3 separate regions of the Homo sapiens genome follow, and all the other regions are linked to region 2. A link is a loop called in an ENCODE intact Hi-C map of the cell type or tissue named here. Cell type or tissue: heart right ventricle. All regions are shown on one strand. Region 1 overlaps ABL2 (ABL proto-oncogene 2, non-receptor tyrosine kinase). Region 2 overlaps ABL2 (ABL proto-oncogene 2, non-receptor tyrosine kinase). Region 3 overlaps ABL2 (ABL proto-oncogene 2, non-receptor tyrosine kinase).

Region 1 (5,000 bases), 64 kb after region 2:
TTTTTTTGTATTTTTAGTAGAGACAGGGTTTCACCATGTTGGCCAGGATGGTCTTGATCTCCTGACCTCATGACCCGCCTGCCTCAGCCTCCCAAAGTGCTGGGAATTACAGGCGTGAGCCACCGCACCCAGCCTATCTTCAAACTATCTTTTCACTGTTTCTCACCCTGTGAAGTCCTCTCTTCCCTCCTTACCAGCTTAAGTTCCATGGTCCATCATTATAATCACTTGCTCCTCTCTCACTTGGACATACTCACTTTGCAGAACCACAAGCTGGGTAAATTCAACTATTCTCCTACTCCTAAAGTGAAGGTGGCTGGAGAAAAAAAAGCACAAAACCAAGCTGACTGGCCTCACTTTTAACTCAGAACCTTTAGCCTCAAATGAGCCCTTAACACTGCCTGGTGATCATACTGTATTTCTCTAGTCCATTCACTTTCCCACTTTCTAGACAATTATATGCTCTCCTCTCTTTTCAAACTCCTAATAGCTTCCTTTCTTACTAAGCCAATGACCTGGCTTAGAAAATTAAAGTAATCAGAGAAGATCTTCCAGCATATTTGACTTTCTGTTTCTGAGCTGTTTCACTTAAGATAATGGCTTCCAGTTCCATCCACGTTGCCACAAAAAGACATGATTTCATTCATTTTTATAGCTGAATAGTATTCCATTGTATACAGATATCACATTTTCTTTATCCATTTATCCTTTAATAGACACTCATAAACCTTTTAATCTTAATTGCTAGCTTTATGGTTGTGTTTATTATTATTTTGATTTGAATTAACATTTTGCATATTTAAATTTATTTAGGAGAGTTAAGTATGCAGTGTTAGTGGAAACTTTTTTGGTTAACAGCTTATAGAATCTTATTAATTTTAACAAGAAGGACCAGTTTGGCTTTGTAGGATATCTGATTTATGGAATATTTTAGGATACTAGGAATATTTTAGGATATCAGCATTTTTTTTGAGGTACAGAAAACTGGAAGTGGATTGTCATAGTATTGCTGGTAAGAATCACTGGGGCTCTTGATTTAACAAATAGCTAAGTTTTTTGTTTTTGTTTTTGAGACAGTGTCTCACTCTGTCACCCAGGCCAGAGTGCAGTGGCAAGATCACGGCTCACTGCAGCCTCGATCTCCTGGGCTCAAATGATCTCCTACTCAGCCTCCCAAATAGAGAACTGCATGTTCTCACAAGTGGAAGCTAAATAATGTGTACACATGGACACAGAGTGTAGAATAGGACACTGGAGACTCAGTGGGTGGGGCGGGAGGTGAGGGATGAGAAATTACTTAATGCGTACAACTTACATTATTCAGGTGATGGTTCCACTAAAAGCTCAGACTTCACCACGACATAACAAAACTGTACTTGTACCACTTAAATTTATAACAACAACAACAACAACAAAAACATTAGAAAGTTTAGATAAATATGTATCCCTAGAAAGTACAGGTTGATTTTCACTTAAAGGAAGACAATCACAAGGCTGTTAACCTTCTCAACAAAAAGAGTGCATCTTTCTATGTATGCAGAAAGCACTCAATTCAGGTCAATTAATCACAAAGCAACAATCTAACAAAAAAAGATAATTCCTGTTTTTGTTCATGTACAACTGAAATGATTAAAAAAAAATTATAATACAAACGTAAGTTAAAATGTTGTAGAGCACTAAACCAGAAGCCAGAAGACCAAAGTTCTGGTCTTTTCTCTGCCATAACTAGATACGGGAATTTTACTGTGTTTCCATTTCTTCATCTGTAAAATTAAGGAGCAGGGGAAAAGATCACTCTAAAATTATTTCAGAGTTTTCTGAGCTTCTTCCTGATGAGCAAGGAGACTTGTGGTCTGGTTCTTGGACTTTCCTAGCAGCATGGCCCCTAAATGCTAGTCTCCACGCCCACCTCAAAAGAAGAAACCAAGACCACCTCCTGTTCTGAGACTGGAAGAGACATCATCAGCCTCTCTAGACTTGCCGAAGAGAGAAAAAGAACAGCAGGAAGCAACTGAACATATTGATGAAGTACAAAATGAAATAGACAGGCTTAATGAACTAAGGGAGGAGATTCTGAAAGCAGAACAGAAAATAAACTCTGTCAGCCACTTTTTCAGAAGAGGTGAGAATTGATCGCCAAAGTTCCAAGTTTTGGGGTTACAACGTTTGTCAACCATCCTCAAGTGTCTGCACTGCTTAGGGAGGAGGACAAAGACGCACTGCATTATCTGACCAAAGTTGAAGTGACAGAATTTGAAGATACTAAGTCAGGTTACAGAATAGACTTTTATTTTGATGAAAATCCTTCCTTTAAAAATAAAGTTATCTTCAACGAATTTCATTTGAATGAGAGTGGTATTCCATCTTCAAAGTCCACTGAAATCAAATGGAAAGCTGGAAAGGATGCGATGAAACATTCAAGTCAAACACAGAATAAAGCCAGCAGGAAGAGGCAGCATGAGGCACCAGAGAGCTTCTTTATCTGGTTTACTGACCATTCTGATGCAGGTGCTCATATGTTAGGAAAGTTCATCAAAGATGACATTTGTCCCATCCCATTACAGTACTACTTGGTTACCGACTGATATGGATGAAGAAGGAGGAGAAGATGAGGAGGAGGAGGAGGAGGAAGAGGAAGGATTAGAAGATATTGATGAAGAAGGGGATGAGGAAGAAGATGATGATGATGATAAAGGGAAGGAAGGACAGTAGGGTGAAGGAGAAGATGACTAATAGAACACTGATGGATTCAACCTTCCTTTTTAAAATTTTCTCCAGTCCCTGGGAGTAAGTTGCAGTCTTTTTTTTCCCCCTCTTGTGGCTCACTTGCCCTGTTCTTGAGGTCTCTTTTCTATACACCATGATTCTCAACTTATTTGGGAGGTAAATACCTTGAGCAGAGTATTATGGTAAAAGAGTCTCTACCCCTTTCTGTTCCAAATTCATTTTTATCCCTTCCTGTCTGAACAAAAACTGTATGGAATCACCACCACCTAGCTCTGTCGGAAAAAAAGAAAAACCTGCTCCCTTCACTCTGCTGGAAGCTGGAGGGTGCTAGGCCCCTGTGTAGTAGTACACAGAATTCTAGCTTCTTTTCTCCTTTCTCTGTATACTGGACTCAGACAGTACACTGTGTCTCTACGTGAATATGGACAGTTAGCATTTACCAATATGCATCTGTCTACTTTCTCTTGTTTAAAAAGGGGGAAAGAAAACTTTAAAAAATGGGGTTAGAGAAGGTCAGCAAAGGGTGGATTTGAGATGTTTGGATGGGTTAAGCGGGCATTTTGACAACATGGCTTCTCTTTTGGCATGTTAAATTGAGGTGTCTGACAGACATCCTTGCAGTTTAAGGTAATACTTTTAAAATAAATTCTCTCCTAATGATGACTTGAGCCCTGCCACTCAATGGGAGAATCAGCAAAACCTGTAGTATCTTATGTGGAATTGACATTCTCTATTGTAATTTTCACCCTGTTTTTTTTAAAAAAAATTTTTTTGTTTCACTGGAAAGGAAAGATGATGCTCAGTTTTAAAAGTTAAAAGTGTACAAGTTGCTTTGTATAAGTCACTTTGTTATAATAAAACTAAATGTGTCCACAAAGGAAAAAACTTATTTCAGCTCAAACATCTTATGATTCCATGACCCAAAGTGTGGTATGCCATATTACATTTTCTTATTTTAAACAGAAATTAAAAGTATGTAAGTTTGAGTTAAAAGTAGCATTATATTGTTTTTGACTAAAAAGAGGTAGCTGTACATAAAGATTATAGCAATAATAAAAACCCATGAAGATATATAATGAGAATTTATTAATAAGAATATACAATGCTTTCCCTGGATAAAGTTACTCCTGTAATACTATTTTTTTAATTTAAAAAATTACCTTCTAAACCATTAACTTGAAATACTTAATAGCTACTTTTATAAGTCCTATTTTAGGAAGCCTAGACAAGCAAACCAAATTAATAGAAATTGAGAGTAGAGAAAATTAGCAATGGGCCGGGCGCAGTGGCTCACCCTGTAATCCCAGCACTCTGGGAGGCCCGGGCGGGGAGATCACTTAAGGCCAGGAGTTCAAGACCAGCCTGGACAACATGACGAAACCCTGTCCCTACTAAAAATACAAAAATTTGCTGGGTATGGTGGGGCGTGTCTATAATCCCAGCTACTCGGGAGGCTGAGGCAGGAGAATCGCTTGAACCTGGGAGGCAGAGGTTACAGTGAGCCGAGATGGCATCACTGCACTCCAGCCTGGGTGACAGAGGGAGACGCTGTCTTAAAAAAAAAATTGGCAATGCCCTCTTCTGGGCTACAACTACTTAATGAGTAATGTATACTAGCCTTGGAATTTATTTCACAATTCTTTTTGAGCGTGTGTGTTTGGGTTTATCAGCCATTTCAACTTCTTTTTTGTTGTTGTTGTTGTTTTGAGAGGGAGTTTCGCTCTTCTTGCCCAGGCTAGAGTGCAATGGCGTGATCTTGGCTCACTGAAATCTCCGCCTCCTGAGTTCAAGCGATTCTCCTTCCTCAGCCTCCCAAATAGCTGGGATTACAGGCGCCCACCACCATGCCCAGCTAATTTTTTTGTATTTTTAGTAGAGACGGGGTTTCACCATGTTGGCCAGGCTGGTCTCAAACTCCTGACTTCAGACACTGTGCCCGGCCTCAACTTCTTTCTTAAACCTGACTGGATCCAGCAAATATTTATTTAAAGTTTTGTCAATATGCCGGACTTTCCATTTAACTTTCATTTCCCATTTCTCTTCTGCTTCCAATACTATTTATTTATTTACAGAGTCTCGTTCTGTCACTCAGGCTGGAGTGCAATGGTGCAACCTAGGCTCATTGCAACCTCCACCTCCCAGGTTCAAGCAATTCTTAGGCCTCAGCCTCCCAAGTAGCTGGGACCACAGGTGCATGCCACCATGCTTGGCTAATTTTTGTATTTTTAGTAGACACGGGGTTATGTCATGTTGGCCAGGCTGGTCTCGAACTC
Region 2 (5,000 bases):
TTTTTAAGAGAGTTCTCAGGTTTGAGAATAGCAAAGGCCCCTTATTAATACTTTAATCAGAGTACAGTAGGTTTACAAGTTAGAAGTGACATTATAATGGGCCCTGTGAAATACAAAATTACTTTCTTGAATCATCTGAAATTTTCTGGGAAGGTTCTCACATTCTTCCTTTTATCTGCATGTCAAGCAAGATGGCTTCATGGTTGGTCAGAGGTAAGTTTTACACACCTATGGATGAAATTCTTCTTCTCTAAGTACTCCATTGCAGAAGAAATCTGAGTGGCCATGTAGAGCAGCACAACTGCAGTCACCTCTTCTCGGTTGCATTCTCGGAGGTAATCCAGCAAATTCCCGTATGGCATGTATTCAGTCACAATGTAAAATGGTGGCTCCAAAGTACACACACCTAAAAGTTGAACAATAGTGCTTGTTTTTATTAGTGTACATTCAAACACTCCAAACCACTTTGGCCAAGAATAATTTGACAATTTTTCAGGTCTAGTTCGGCAATAATCTTTTCCCTTCTTACCACCACGTTCTCTGAAATTAATAAGCAAAAACTAAGAAGCTGGTTTATAAGGGAGTCCTTGCTTTCACTGTATTGTTCTCTGGGAATTCATATGCCTCTGAGTATTTGTCTATTTGAGCAAAAGCAGAGTTACCTGTATTAATTCTATAAGGGGCCAAGAAAACCAACATGTCTAGAGTTTTGCACATGGCCCATGATTCTCCTCCTCAACTGCAGGCTAACAATACTTATTCAAAAGTAATAGCAATTGTGCACAAGCTGAAGACTATGTGAGCCCCACCTGCAATACTGCTTTGCAAAATGATTTTCATCATTTCCATAGTCAAGGATTTCACTGATATATGGCAGATTCCTTATAAAAAACCAACAAGAGGCCGGGTGCAGTGGCTCATGCCTGTAATCCTAGCACTTTGGGAGGCTGAGGCAGGCAGATCGCCTGAGCCCAGCAGTTCAAGACTTGACTGTCCAACATAGCAAAACCCTGTCTCTACTACAAAAATTAGCTGGGCGTGGTGATGCACGTTGAGGCACGAGAATAGCTTGAACCTGGGAGGTGGAGGTTGCAGTGAGCCAGGATCATGCCACTGCACTCCAGCCAGGGTGACAGAGCAAGACTCTGTATTTAAAAAACAAACAAAAAAAAACACCCCCCACACCCCCCCAAAAAAAAGAAAAAAAAAAAAACCTGGCCCTATTTTAAAAAAGGAAAAAGGCTTAGTAAGAGAGTTCTTTGTGACCTGAACAGTGAAAAGCCAATCTAACATAATAAAGCATTTCCTGCTTGTAAAGGTAAACTGAGGGGTGTGGTCACAGTTTTTAATTTGCTTCTTTTCAACAGTCCTTTGTTTAATGTCTCTTTATTTTGCAAAAACATTTCATGAGTTTTTGGTTCAGTACCATTTTGAACACTTCTGAACTTTGAATCTGGGGCAATTAGTACAAACTGAGCAGTTTTATACACCAAAATCAATCCAGGCCACTGTTTCTTGGGCTATTTTTAAACACAGAACCTACTGATTAAAATAACTATTTATTGAAGTGGATTCAAACCTGCAGCTTCCACCATGGTGACTAAAAAGAAAGGTTTGGGGGAGGAAAAAAGGCGGGGCATGGTGGCTCATGCCTGTAATCCCAACATATTGAAAGGCCCAGGCGGAAGTATCACGTCAACAGCAGCCTGGACAACAGAGCGAGACCCTGTCTCTATATTTAAAAAGAAAAAAAAAAAGCATTTGGAGATAACAAGGGGTTAAAGGGCAAGCATTTTTGGAGGAAATCTATGGTTCAGGCAAGGTTCCTCACCTAAAAGTTGTACCAGATTAGGATGCTTGATTTCCTTCATTACTGCAGCTTCTTTCAGGAATTCTTCTACCTCCATGGTATCTTCCTAGAAAAAGGGAAAGGTAAGAAAGAAGAAAACGAGAGGGACAAACCCTCAACTTAAAATCATTTCATTCATCTCACAATCATAAAGCTTCAGCTTTAAAAGTAAAAACTATCTTTTGAATATTTTAGCATATTACAAGATATAATTATTATTTTAATTTAATTTATTTTTTTGAGACACGGTCTCGCTCTGTTACCCAGGTTGGGGTGAAGTGGTGTGATCTCACTGCAACCTCCGCTTCCTGGGCTCAAGCGATTCTCCTGGCTCAGCCTCCCAAGTAGCTGGGATTACAGGCATGCACGACCATGCCTGGCTACTTTTTGTATTTTTAGTAGAGACGGGGTTTTGCAATGTTGGCCAGGATGCTCTCCTGACCTCAGGTGATTCGCCCACCTGAGCTCCCCAAATTGCTGGGATTACAGGTGTGAGCCACCACGCCCAGCTGAAATAATTATTATTTTAAGAAGTCCAACTTAGAAAGAAAAATGCCCTGGAGTAAAAATTAGCAGGAGGAGCAAAATTCAGCAATCGTGTCCTATAATCAACTGAAACACAGGAGCCCTGTATTGGATAGTTCAGTTCTCTCATAGTTTACTTCTCCAGATATCTCAGGCTTTGAATGACGAGACAGAGCACTTAGCTGCTTACATACTTATCTTCTTGCTTAGATCATAATCTTCTTAGAGAGCAAGGCCTTATATATTGCTTCACACTCAGAATATGCTTAAGAAACAGAACTGACTACTACTTAATAGCTAAAGAATAGCCCTTATAAGTGATACACCAGAGACAGTTACTGAGGCTCTGGGAGAATCAAGTGAGTGAAAACCTTATAATTTGATACTGGGATGTTTAAAGGAGACATATAGTAGTACTACGAAAAAGATTTCTGTTAATATTAAGAAGTGATCTAACTGCAAAGAGACAGGAGGAACAAGAACAAGGGAGAGAAAGGACAGAACAAGAAAGAGGCCCATGACTCTCAGACAAGAATTCTGTCCAGCAGGGGTCGTTCTCAGGAAGCAAAAGAGCTTATTTTGCTTTTATAACTTTTAATTTGCTTCTAACCTCCCACTAAGATCTACATCAACAGCCTCCAGAGACAGACCTTTCCCACATGTGGGTTTCACTGCATTGCAGTGAATAATCTACCTCTGCATTGTCAGCAATGGCACTAGGGTTAATCATCTCAATTTGCTGATGTGCTTGGCACTAGTGGGTGGAAAGTGTTCCAAAGTTAAAGAAGGGCATGCTGATATTTCCAAGTGATTGAGCACAAAAGAAAAAGATGCCTGAAAACTGTAATTCTCAGCAACCCACCTTCAATGTTTTCACAGCAACTGTAAGGCTGTATTTCTTCCAGACGCCAACGTAAACCTCTCCATACTGACCGCCCCCAAGTTTGTGCTTCATGGTAATATCTGTTCGCTCCATTTCCCATTTGTCGTGGATGGGGGACACACCATAGACTGTAGGCTTATTACACTTGGGTGCTGGGTAGTGTAATGTTGTCACCAGCCCATCAGCCACTGTGGAGTGATGGTGTACAAGCTCTGCCAAGGTGCTGAAGCGGCTCTCAGCAGTCACATACACCTGGTAAGAAAAGGAGAAAAGCTAAACAACTTGAAAAGAGATTAAGAATTTTTTTTTTTTTTTTTTTTTTTTTTTTGAGATGGAGTCTTGTTCTGTCACCCAGGCTGGAGTGCACTGGCGCGATCTCGGCTCACTGCAAGCTCCGCCTCCCGGGTTCACGCCATTCTCCTGCCTCAGCCTCTCTGAGTAGGTGGGACTATAGGCGCCCGCCACCATGCCCGGCTAATTTTTTGTATTTTTAGTAGAGATGGGGTTTCACCGTGTTCTTGATCTCCTGACCTCGTGATCTGCCGGCCTCAGCCTCCCAAAGTGCTGGGATTACAAGCATGAGCCACCGCTCCCGGCCTAGGAATTCTTTTTTAAAGCCCATATTTCACTGGCCTGAAGATATAGATAGAAGGCTATCTTTAAAAAAAAAAAAAAAAAAAAAAATATTCTGCAGACAGGGTCTCACTATTGCCCAGGCAGGTCTCAAACGCCAGCCTCAAGCAATCCTCCTGCCTGGGCCTCCCAAGGTGCTGAGATTACAGACTGGGCCAGTATACCCAGCAAGAGTTTATCTTAATTGAGGTAAATAAAAAAGTTAAATGATGATTGCAAGGGTAAACACAGAACTTCAGTTTAATCTTATTTAATCTGCCTTTCCTATTCTTCCTAAATTAGTCTTGGGAAAAACCTTCCAAGATCTCTCTCTGGATAATCAAGCTCATTGGTCTTCAAATATATATATATTTTCAAATATATATATACTCAAATTATGTATTTTTTCAAATATATATTTCTTTTTCTTTTTTTCTTTTTTTTGAGACAGAGTCTCACTCTGTTGCCCAGGCTGGAGTGCAGTGTCATGACCTCAGCTCACTGCAACCTCCGCCTCCTGGGTTCAAGTGATTCTCCTGCCTCAGCCTCCCAAGTACCTGGGATTACAGGCATGCGCCATCACGCCTGGCTAATTTTTTTCTTTGTATTTTTAGTAGAGATGGGGTTTCACCATGTTAGCCAGGCTGGTCAGGAACTCCTAACCTCAAGTGATCTGCCTGCCTCAGTCTCCCAAATTGCTGGGATTACAGGTGTGAACTACCACGCCCGGCCAGTCTTCAAATATTTTTAAGCCACAAGACTATGGACTCAACTACAGAAGATACGTAAAGAAGAGATACCCTGATCAAAGTAGGCAAGCAAGGACTTGGCCTCTTGTAGAAATTTACAAAATATCACCTTAATCTTGTAAAAAACATAACTTGAAAACCACTGATTTAGATTTTTTTGGTAAGAGTATTCAAATATCTCATAATTTTAATTATGACGTGCAGTTGAGTGTCTAGGCCATTAAAGAAAGAGCCACAATTTACCGGTGGCCAGGAGCAGTGGCTCACACCTGCAATCCCAGCACTTTGGGAGGCTGAGGTGGGCAGGTCACTTGAGGTCAAGAGTTGAGACCAGCTTGGCCATCATGGTGAAACCTCCTCTCTACTAAAAATACAAAAATTA
Region 3 (5,000 bases), 74 kb after region 2:
ACCATTCCCCTACAGTCAAAATATAACAAAATATTTGAACCAATCATATTTCACTCCTTGGTTAGTCACGTATATAGCAGGGACTCTATACTCAGTAGTTACAGATTTAGTTACGAAAAACAATCCACAGGAATACCTTGGCTCTCACTCTACCAAAGGTAGATATGGCTGGCATCTTGAGCATGCTAGTCAATCTATCCAAATGCACAACTACTCATATCCCACCACTCTCTAGCTGTTTCCTATTTCATTTCATTAGGGAGACAGAGACAAACCAAAAAATATGATAAGAGAATGTCAAATGTGGAATGTCAAACCCTTCCACCAACACTGTTATCTCCATAACATCCTATAAAATTATCACTCAAGCTCGAATTACAACAAACTCTCAATAAATCCTAGACCACTTTTATTCTCACTGGACAAATAAATATCCTTGTTCTTGTCCCACACTGCCTGAATTTCCATTTTCCAAGTCATGTTATCATAATGGCACACCAATTCACCCATTTGTTGTACCTGTAAGTACCAGAAAAATCAAGTAAATTAACTCAAGCAGGTTGAGTTAAATCTGACAATTGACTTAACCTTTAATTACTTATGTGCCAGACATAAAAGAATGAAACACATGGCATGCAGAAAAACTGTACAATCACATCACATAGAAAAAATTTTAAAACTAGGTTAAGTAAATTAATAAATTTTGGTTATTCAAAGTATGTTCTGAAACATTAAGTCTGATAACTTCTTCCTAATAAATACAAGAGTCTGAATTATTTTCTTAAAATTTTGCTATTTCAAGTACAGAACTTTTCACGTATTTTTCTTTAAAGCATTAAGTCACACTGTATTATGTCTATTTGAATTACTACTTAAATTACTAGAAAGAAATCAAGATAACATTAAACTCTTAAAATATCTTTGGTAACAGAATGAATTATCTTCTGCGTTGTTGTCTATATCAAAGGTCATATCATATTTCATACTTTTCTAAGGTAAACATTTAAACAGCATACATGGTATGATGGAGAAAATTATACAAACTCACACCAAATATCAGCCTTTCTGAATTTCCAAAAAAGGGCACAACTTGCAAAAAAAAATGAGAACCATAATTTTCATGTATCAAGAAAAAAAATATAATAATCTGTTTTTCTAAAGTGCCCGAAGAAGTCAATTTGTGGCAACACTACCAGAAAAAGTGGCCAATGAAATCACACAAAATTTCTAAACTTTAAAAATGTACTAGGCTCTTTCTAAAGGTGAATATTATTGTCAAATCAGTAACTCAAACCAGCCCTAAATGTCTGCTTTTTTTTTTTTCAGGTAAGCAAGTGGGATTTAATTTTTTGTTTGTTTGTTTCTTTTTTGAGACAGAGTCTCATTCTGTCACTCAGGCTGGAGTGCAATGGCGCAATCTTGACTCACTTGCAACCTCTGCCTCCTGGGTTCAAGCAATTCTCCTGCTTCAGCCTCCCAAATAGCTGGGATAACAAGCGCCTGCGACCACGCCCACCTAATTTTTTGTATTTTTAGTAGAGATGGGGTTTCACCATGTTCACCAAGCTAGTCTTGAACTCCTGACCTCAAGTGATCCACCCTCCTTGGCCTCTCAAAGTGCTGGGATTACAGGTGTGAGCCACCGTGCCTGGCCTAATTTTTTGTTGCTGTTGTATTTTGTTTTTTTGGTTTTTTTTGGAGACGGAGTCTCGCTCTGTCGCCCAGGCTGGAGTGCAATGGCGCGATCTCGGCTCACTGCAAGCTCCATCTCCCAGGTTCACGCCATTCTCCTGCCTCAGCCTTCTGAGTAGCTGGGACTACAGACGCCCGCCACCATGTGGCCCAGCTAATTTTTTGTATTTTTTTAGTAGAGATAGGGTTTCACCTTGTTAGCCAGGATGGTCTCGATCCTGGCCAAATTTTTAAGTGATAGCAACAACTGGATTTTCTTCCTAAGTACTGGAGTATCCCCTAGTGGACTGGTGAGGAACAGTTTTTTGACTTACTAATCAAACTCTGTCATAATAAATTCACTTTTTTATAATCTCACCTAAATATCTTTTTTCCCATGGTCAAAACAGAGTTAACATTAGTTTTCATAAATTTCATAATTTTGACTACAGTGAAGGTCCTACAAGGTAGAAACACATTTTTTTTGACAAATACCATTTCCAGTGTTTCAAATACAATAACCTCTTTCAAGAATCTTGTTACATGAGCACGAATTTAGTAAGTGAAAAATCAATCATCCTTAATAGTTTCCTAACGGGCAAAGGAAGTTTTTATGGAAATTAAACTACTTCACTGAACTAAATGTCAACAATCAAATCATGAACATTAAGTAGAGTGCTTCCTAAAGAGCCAGGGGTTATCAAAGATAAATTTGAGAAACTACTGATGGAGGCTTGAAAATGATTTTTTTACATATCATATAATTTCTGCTAACATGGAATAAGGATTTCTAAAAAACAATTTTTAAGGTATCAACACACTATTTACACACATATTAAAACTCTACACACAAAACACTTCATATTTCTGCAAATAATTAAAATCCACTGAAGAATACAAGGGCTCCAGCTAGCAGTATGACTGGAACCTTGTGAGAGACCCTGAGCTAGAACCACCCAGCTAAGCCACTCTCAGATTTCTGACACTCAGAATAAATGTTGTTTGTTTTAAGCTGCTAAATTTGGGAATAACTGGTTACTCAGGAACAAATATGTTGCGTTTAATATGCTTAAAGAAAAAAAGAGGGTAATGATAGTAAGAAGAAAATGGCACTATAAAACAAAGACCAACAAGTCAACAACAAAAAAGCAAACAGATTCAAAAATGGGCAAAGGACTTAAAAATTTCTCGAAAACAGATACACAAATAGCCAATAAACACTTGTTAAAAAATGCCCAACATCACTAATAATTAGGGAAATGCATATCAAAACGACAATGAGAGGCCAGGCATGGTGGCTCACGCCTGTAATCCCTGCATTTTGGGAGCCTGAGGCAGGTGGATTACCTGAGGTCAGGAGTTCCAGACCAGCCTGGCCAACAAGGTGAAACCCCATCTCTACTAAAACTACAAAACTTACCCGGGCATGGCAGTGCATTCCTGTAGTCCCAGCTACTCAAGAAGCTGAGGCAAGAGAATCGCTGGGACCCAGGAGACTGAGGTTGCAGTGAGCTGAGATCGCACCACTGCACTCCAGCCTGGGCAACACAGTAAAACTCTGTCTCAAAAAAAACAAAAAACAAAAAAACAGTGAGATACCACATCACAGCCATTAGGATGGCTATTACTAAAACACACACGAACACAGAAAATAACAAATGTTGGTGAGGGTATGGAGAAACTAGAACCCTTGTGCATTATTGGTGGGAATATAAAATGGTAAAGCCACTATGGAAGACAGTATGGTGGTTCCTCAGAAAAATTAAACATAGAATTACTGTATGATCCAACAATTTCACTTCTGTATATATATATTCAAAAGAATTGAAAGCAGGAACTCAGATATACTTGCATGCCCATGTTCACTGCAGCATTAGTCACAATAGCCAAAAAGTGGAAGCAATCAAAGTAGTCCATAAAGAGATGAGTGGATAAAGAAAATGGGCTACATACACACCATTAAATATCATTCAGCCCTTAAATAAAAAAAAAGAAATTCTCCTGCACGTTACAACACAGATGTACCTTGAAGATTAAGTTAAATGAAATGAGCCAGTTACAAAAGGGCAAATACTATATGATTCCATTTATATGAGGAACCTAGAGTAGTCAAACTCATAAAGGCAGAAAGTAAAATGTGGTTGCCAAGGGCTAGAGGAAATTATAAAACGGGGAATTATAATTTAACAGATGCAGAGCTTCAGTCTGGAAGAAGAAAAGAGTTCTGGAGATGGATGGTGGTCATGTATGGTTATATGGTAGTGATGGATGGTTACACAACAGTATGAAAAGAGCAATGGCTCACGCTTGTAATCCTAGCACTTTGGCAGGCCGAGGTGGACGGATCACTTGAGGCCAGGAGTTCCTCCCCAAATCCAAGTTCCTAGATGCCAGCCAAGGGCCAACCTTGCAAGCAGACCTCGCTAAGCATATCAGTCTCAATCAGGCCTGCTATGTTAATTCTTTCTGCACAACTGAGATGTTCTCTTTGGAAATAACATGGTTTTTTGTCTTGTTTTTGGAGTTCTGTGTTTTTCTATTCAAAATGCACCCCCATTTCCTGTCACTTTAACTAAAATTACCTTATTGAAATTTGTATCTTTTTTGTAACTTATCAGCTACTTATGCCCAAGTTTTAAAACATTTACAAGCCACAAATATGGTGGATACACTATGGGATGATTAAATTATTTGTCTGTACTTAAGTAGAATACCTATGAGAAAAATCCCTTTAAGATTTAAAGATGGTAATCCAAGGTGATTCCTTCTCCAAGGGGGACATCCAGTGACCCTCTCAGGAAGTAGCAACTTGGAATAGAATAGTCCAGGAGTTCCAGGACCAGCCTGGCCAATATGGCGAAACCCCATCTATACTAGAAATACAAAAACTAGCCGGGTGTGGTGGCAGGTGCCTGTAATCCCAGCTACTCGGGAGGCTGAGGCAGGAGAATCGCTTGAACCCAGGAGGTAGAGGTTGCAGTGAGCCAAGATCAGCACCACTGCACTCCAGCCTGGGCAACAAGAGTGAAACTCAGTCTTAAAAAACAAACAAACAAAAAAAAACAAAAAAAAAAACCCCACTGACCTGTACATTTTCAAATGGTTAAAATGGTAAATTTTATGTTACATGTATTTTACCACAATTTTTTTATAAGACCAGATTTTAAAGAGAATCAAACAGAACCTGCAGAAATAAAAGACATAATAATTGAAATTAGTTCAATGGATGAATCAAATAGCAGATTAGCTCAGCTAAAGATGACTGTGAATACACAAAATGTAGCATGGTGATACAAAAATTGAATATATCAAACAGAAGTTATGCAACA

What was found. Hi-C counts contacts between places; a loop is a spot of excess contacts. Peaks named below come from ENCODE experiments on the same cell type or tissue, not always from the same donor. Only the 100,000 strongest peaks of a DNase experiment are listed, where the experiment ranks them.
Region 1: it touches region 2 in a loop (2.8-fold over the local background); 79 of 110 quality-filtered maps call a loop at or near these places.
Region 3: it touches region 2 in a loop (11-fold over the local background); 77 of 110 quality-filtered maps call a loop at or near these places.

What each region holds. Positions count from the first base shown.
Region 1 is chr1:179,181,963-179,186,962 of GRCh38, forward strand. The region is part of intron 1 of ABL2 (ABL proto-oncogene 2, non-receptor tyrosine kinase); the gene reads right to left. It also overlaps the pseudogene SETP10. Among named protein-coding and RNA genes, the nearest start is that of ABL2, 45 kb to the right of the region's middle. In heart right ventricle, no CTCF peak of the experiment used is centred here; no DNase peak of the experiment used is centred here.
Region 2 is chr1:179,118,359-179,123,358 of GRCh38, forward strand. It overlaps ABL2 (ABL proto-oncogene 2, non-receptor tyrosine kinase), which reads right to left. Exons shown (of 12, transcript NM_007314.4): 5 at 3,237-3,509; 6 at 1,832-1,916; 7 at 229-406. Among named protein-coding and RNA genes, the nearest start is that of TOR3A, 39 kb to the left of the region's middle. In heart right ventricle, CTCF peaks have their summits at 2,912 (motif pointing right) and 3,111; no DNase peak of the experiment used is centred here; H3K27ac peaks cover 897 bases.
Region 3 is chr1:179,192,052-179,197,051 of GRCh38, forward strand. All of the region lies in intron 1 of ABL2 (ABL proto-oncogene 2, non-receptor tyrosine kinase), which reads right to left. It also overlaps the pseudogene LOC124900432. Among named protein-coding and RNA genes, the nearest start is that of ABL2, 35 kb to the right of the region's middle. In heart right ventricle, a CTCF peak has its summit at 1,969; no DNase peak of the experiment used is centred here; H3K27ac peaks cover 156 bases.